Linked DNA regions of Homo sapiens: region 1 is linked to region 2. Evidence: read pairs that join two places in POLR2A ChIA-PET (ENCODE). Cell type or tissue: A673. All regions are shown on one strand. Links, peaks and the distances in the headings refer to the core of each region. The heading gives the core; the rest is flanking DNA.

Region 1 (2,814 bases), core at 262-2,761, 120 kb before region 2:
AGTTGGGCAGATGGCTTGAGCCCAGGAGTTCGAGACCAGCCTGGACAACATGGCAAAACCCCATCTCTACAAAAAACAAAAATTAGCTGGGTGTGATAGTGCACACCTGTGGTCCTAGCTACTTGGGAGGCTGAGGTTGGAGGATCACTTGAGCCCAGGAGGTTGAGGCTGCAGTGAGCAATGATCATGCCGCCACTGCACTCCAGCCTGAATGATAGGGTGACATTCTGTCTCAATAAAAATAGTTTCTGTTTGGTATATACTGAGTTTAGGACAGTTTTTGCCTCCAAATAATTTTTATTTTTATTTTTTGAGATGGAATTTCGCTCTTGTTGCACAGGCTGGAGTGCAATGGTGTAATCTTGGCTCACCGCAACCTCTGCCTGCCGGGTTCAAGCGATTCTCCTGCCTCAGCCTCCCGAGTAGCTGGGATTACAGGCACCCACCACCATGCCAGGCTAATTTTGTATTTTTAGTAGAGACGGGGTTTCTCCATGTTGGTCAGGCTGGTCTCCAACTCCCGATCTCAGGTATTCCACCTGCCTCGGCCTCCCAAAGTGCTGGGATTATAGGCGTGAGTCACTGCACCCGGCCCAAATAATATTTTTTAAATGCCTGATTTAAGGTTCATTAGGACAGGGTTAGGTTCTGTACAAACTAAATTTGAAAGATTAGATTTTTTGCCCTATGAGAGTTGTGAAAGCTATGATTTTTGTCAGTCTTTTGAAGGAATCAATCTTTAGTTAATCCTTTATGGCTAGTACCTTTTTTCTTGATCATACTGTTCGTTGTTAGATACATACATCTATGTACCTTAAACACATTTACATATATTCTAATGAATTATGTAAAAAAGTGTTAATATGGTTCATCTTTTCACAGTTTTGTTCATTGTAGTTATAACAAAATTGTCTCAATTTTAAAAAAGTTATATAACATTTCTTTTTACATATTACATTAGTTTAGATGCCTGCTCTTTAATTCTAAGTTCATGGATACTCTTTCTTATACCACCCTGGTTTGTATCTTTAAGAAGTCTCTGTCTTAAATAGTTCCTCACTTTTATTTTCATCTGGGCAGTTTTCTTGGAAATCTCTAGTTGCTCTGATGTTTGTGAAATTATTTATAACAGGAAAGATTCTTCTTAGGATGAGGAAAGGAACAGAAACTGTGGAAAATCTTAAGAAAACGTAGGAAAGGAAAAAAATCAAATGTAGAAATTAAATGTAATTTAAAAAATTAAATTAATGTTACATTTTATTAAAAAAGGTTTATTGCAGAAAATGTTTGCAGAGTAGTAATATAACTTACTCCGAGGCTTTTTGTTCGTGCGATTGATGCTTTATCTTCATAATTAATTTTGTTTCTTATTAATAATTTTATTTTATGGATTATGATTCCCCATGTACAAATTAATATTGGAGCTGCAGTTGGCCCTAACCTTACAAATAGATTTCTTAATTCTCACATTTGTCTTTCCACTGAGCTGTGTTTGTTTTGTATTTTAATCATTCTTAGATGCCTATCAACCTTCACATAGGTAATGAATCATCTAGAGAGAGCAGCCAAATTTCTTTTCACTTTTTTTTTCCAGTAATGAGCTCATTCATCTTTATTCTAATATCTTTGAAACTAGAATTTTCTATCTTTAGGAAAGCTGTGTTTTAGCTTCCCTGGGGGGAGAGTTTAATCTCAAAATCTGAGCATATTCTTAAATTGATTTGGTTTAAAACAAAGAAGGCACTTGCAAAGTGTTAATTTTTTGATGGGTTTATGTTCTTACCCACAGACATTAGACCAGCTCCCACTCACCAACCCTGAGCATTTTGGCACTCCAGTCATAGGAAAGAAAACAAATAGAGGAAGAAGATCTAATCATATGTAAGTCCATTTTCATGACTGTTAGTTGAACCTGAATTCATTTCTCCTTCTAGTATTGTTTATAGTTATTTTAAAATTGTAATTTGCAAAATGCTAACCAGATCTAATAGTAATTTCGGATCTAATAGTAATTTCAGACTCCTCAGCATGGGTGATTGAGGTTCTCCATGCTCAGCCAACCTTACTTAACAGCTGTATCTGCCTTCAATTTCTCCCTGCATGTTATCTTGATGCTGTAGTCAAAATGAAACCAGTCAATAATTCCTGAATACATCGCTTGTTTTCTAATATCATGCTTTTATTCATGCTATTATTTTTGGTCTCCATGCCTCCCTTCCTGGTAACTGTCTTGTCCATGCCTTAATTCTCAACAAAAATGCTTAAACCTTTATGTGAACCATTTTGTGTCTCCCCACACTTTCCTTGAAACCAGAGATGTTTCTCTCCCCTGTAAACCCAATTCTCTGGCATAGTATGAACTGTGGAGCCAGTTGGTCTGGGTTTGAATCCTGGCTCTGCCACTTCCTTGCTGTGTGATCTTGGGATGGTTACTTAATCTTTTCATACCTCACTTCCTATCTATAAAATTTGGATAATAATATTACCTATCTCTTAGTGTTGTTGTGAAAATTAAGTGAATTCATATCCTTTAAGTGTTTATAGAGTAAATGTTACATAAGTACTAGATAATCAACATCATATACTGACATGAAAAATTTCATGATGAAATACCAGTATGTAACAGTTTCATTTATATATGAAAATGTGTTTACATGTATATATAAAAATTCTGCTTCCTGGTGTTTATGTCTGACAATTAGGACTGGTTCTTGCTGAATTATTCGAACTTTAAAAAATTTCTACGTTTTTATATATATTATAGGAAAAATAGTCTCTTATTTGTCAATAAGTTTTTTTAATTTTTAGAAGATT
Region 2 (2,814 bases), core at 206-2,705:
GTATGTTGGCCCGCGCCTGTAATCCCAGCTACTTGAGAGGTTGAGGCAAGAGAATCGCTTGAACTCAGGAGGTAGAGGTCACAGTGAGCCGAGATCGTGCCACTGCACTCCAGCCTGGCAACAGAGCGAGATTCCGTCTCAAAAAAAGAAAAAAGAAAAAAAGCCAATATTGCATATGACTAATCTAGTCTAGAACCTCATTTTACAATGAAAAAAAAAAACCACGAAGCCTGTAGCATTGTGACTTAGCTGAACATTTCACAAGGCAGCTTGAGTGCTTTCTGAGGAAACACTGGTGACGAGCATGGTGATGAGGAGACTTCGAGTGCAGCAGCTGATACACCTGGGATTGGATGGGGCTTATCTGTGCAAGCTTGAAAGTCGTTCTCATCTGTTAAAGTGACACTTTCACTAGTTTCTTTGCAGATGGGTTTCTGGTAGCAATTAATGTATTGTGTTTTCTTTTGCAGAATACAGATTCTGTTCATCTTGCTCTGAAATTAAATAATTCTGAACTCATGGGGAGAAAACTCAGAGTCATGCGTTCTGTTAATAAAGAAAAATTTAAACAACAAAATTCAAATCCACGATTGAAGAATGTCAGTAAACCTAAGCAGGGACTTAATTTTACTTCCAAAACTGCAGAAGGACATCCTAAAAGCTTATTTATTGGAGAAAAAGCTGTTCTCCTTAAAACGAAGAAGAAAGGACAGAAGAAAAGTGGACGCCCTAAGAAACAGAGAAAACAGAAATAACAACCAGGAACTGCTTTTTCTTTTCCTGCTGAGTACTGCTAATAAAAGTGCTATTATCTGCTGATAGCATCGTCTGCTATTCATGTGTTGAGTTTTATACTTCTTTATGGATGGTGTATGTGAAATGTGGAGACTTCCACATTCTCAGTTTATTCACATTGTGATACTACCTTTGAAGGTTTTTTTGTTTTTGTTTTGTTTTTTGAGATGGAGTTTGGCTGTTGTCTCCCAGGCTGGAGTGCAGTGGCGTGATCTTGGCTCACTGCAACCTCTGCCTTCTGGGTTCAAGCGCTTCTCCTGCCTCAGCCTCCCAAGTAGCTGGGATTACAGGCGCCTGCCACCACGCCTGGCTAATTTTTTGTATTTTTAGTAGAGACGGGGTTTCACCATGTTGGCCAGGCTGGTCTCGAACTCCTGACCTCAGGTGATCCACCTGCCTTGGCCTCTCAAAGTGCTGGGATTACAGGCGTGAGTCACTGCACCCAAGCCTCCTTTCTCTTTTGCCTATTAAACCTCTGCTCTTAACCTTACTCCGTGTGTGCTCAAGTTCTTGATTTCCTTGGCATGAAGCAATGAACCTTGGGTATTACCCCAAACGATGTCGCTTCAGTATCTCACTTTGTTGCCCAGGCTGCTCTCAAACTGCTGGACTCAAGTGATCCTCCCACCTTGGCCTCCCAAAGTGCTAGGATTACAGGAGTGAATCACTCATCAATTCCAAGGGGCTAGAACTCCCAGGAACTGGGGACAAAGGCCAGCCAAATTCTTTATTATGCAACCTCGTGTTACTGGAAAAGGATCCAGATCCAGACCCCAACAAAGGGTTCTTGGATCTTGCCTAAGAAAGAATTTGGGGCCAGTCCACAGAGTAAAGTGAAAACAAGTTTATTAAGAAAATAAAGAAGATCACTCACGGTGGCTCATGCCTGTAATCCCAGCACTTCGGGAGGCCGAGGTGGGTGGATCACCAGATGTCAGGAGTTTGAGACTAGCCTGGCCAACATGGTGAAACCCCATCTCTACTAAAAATACAAAAATTTGCTGGGTGTGGTGGCACATGCCTGTAATCCGAGCTACTGGGGAGGCTGAGGCAGGAGAATCGCTTGAACCCAGGAGGTGGAGGTTATAGTGAGCCAAGATCATGCCACTGCACTCCAGCCTGGGTGACAGCAAGACTGTCTCAAAAAAAAAAAAAAAAAAAAAAAAAAGTGAAAGGTTACTTTGTAGAATGGTGCATACCCTAAAGCAAGAGAAGGAACATGTCCACCTTAGGTACAAGGCTTGTTTGTATTGAACAGCAAAAAAATGAGGAAGATGAGCTCTACTCCAAGAGCTTGTGACAAAGGATTTTTTGTGTGTTTGTTTTGAGACGAGGTCTTACCCTGTCACCCAGTTTGGACTGCAGTGGTACAATCATAACTCAACTGCAGCCTCAACCTCCTGGGATTAAGGGATACTTCCGCATCATTCCCCATGTAGTTGGGACCACAGGTGTGTGCCACCACGCCTGGCTAAGTTTTTAATTTTTTTGTGGAGACAGGGTCTCACCATGTTGCCCAGGCTGGTGTTGAACTCTTGGGCTCAAGCTATCCGCCCATCTGGGCCTCCCAAAGTGCTGGGATTACAGGTGTGAGACACTGCCTGGTCTTTGTCAAAGGACTGTTAATCCTGTGTAACTACTGTCTTCTGCAAGGATCAATATTATCTTTAAAGGGAAAATTAAACTAAGAATGCTTTTGTTCTTAAGATATCAGGACATCAGGACATTTCCTGGGTCTGTTAGGTAAACATTATTAACTTGTTCCCTTCCCTGTAAATATCCTGTGACCAAGAATGCCAAACTTCCTGGGAATGTGCCCCAATAGGTCTCAGCCTCATTTTACCCAGCCCCTATTCAAGGTAAGGTAGCTCTGGTTCCAATGTCTCTTGACACTGATGCTTGACTTCGATACCCCTCAACTTACAGTGTCTGTTTAATGCCTGCTTTCTGCCCACGATTTTCCTTGTCAATATCTTAAGTTAGATCATATATATATATATTTTGTTTTTTTGAGACGGA

Evidence for each region. ChIA-PET counts read pairs that join two places held together with the same protein. Peaks named below come from ENCODE experiments on the same cell type or tissue, not always from the same donor. Only the 100,000 strongest peaks of a DNase experiment are listed, where the experiment ranks them.
Region 1: POLR2A ChIA-PET joins it to region 2 with 11 read pairs; 6 of 35 experiments call an interaction of 5 or more read pairs at or near these places.

The regions. Positions count from the first base shown.
Region 1 is chr1:235,245,487-235,248,300 of GRCh38, reverse strand. It overlaps ARID4B (AT-rich interaction domain 4B), which reads left to right. Exons shown (of 24, transcript NM_016374.6): 7 at 1,790-1,881. Among named protein-coding and RNA genes, the nearest start is that of MIR4753, 57 kb to the right of the region's middle. In A673, for the core only: no CTCF peak of the experiment used is centred there; no DNase peak of the experiment used is centred there.
Region 2 is chr1:235,129,654-235,132,467 of GRCh38, reverse strand. RBM34 (RNA binding motif protein 34) reads left to right here. Exons shown (of 11, transcript NM_015014.4): 11 at 471-1,285. The coding sequence ends at 755. Among named protein-coding and RNA genes, the nearest start is that of TOMM20, 2.2 kb to the right of the region's middle. In A673, for the core only: no CTCF peak of the experiment used is centred there; no DNase peak of the experiment used is centred there; H3K27ac peaks cover 35 bases.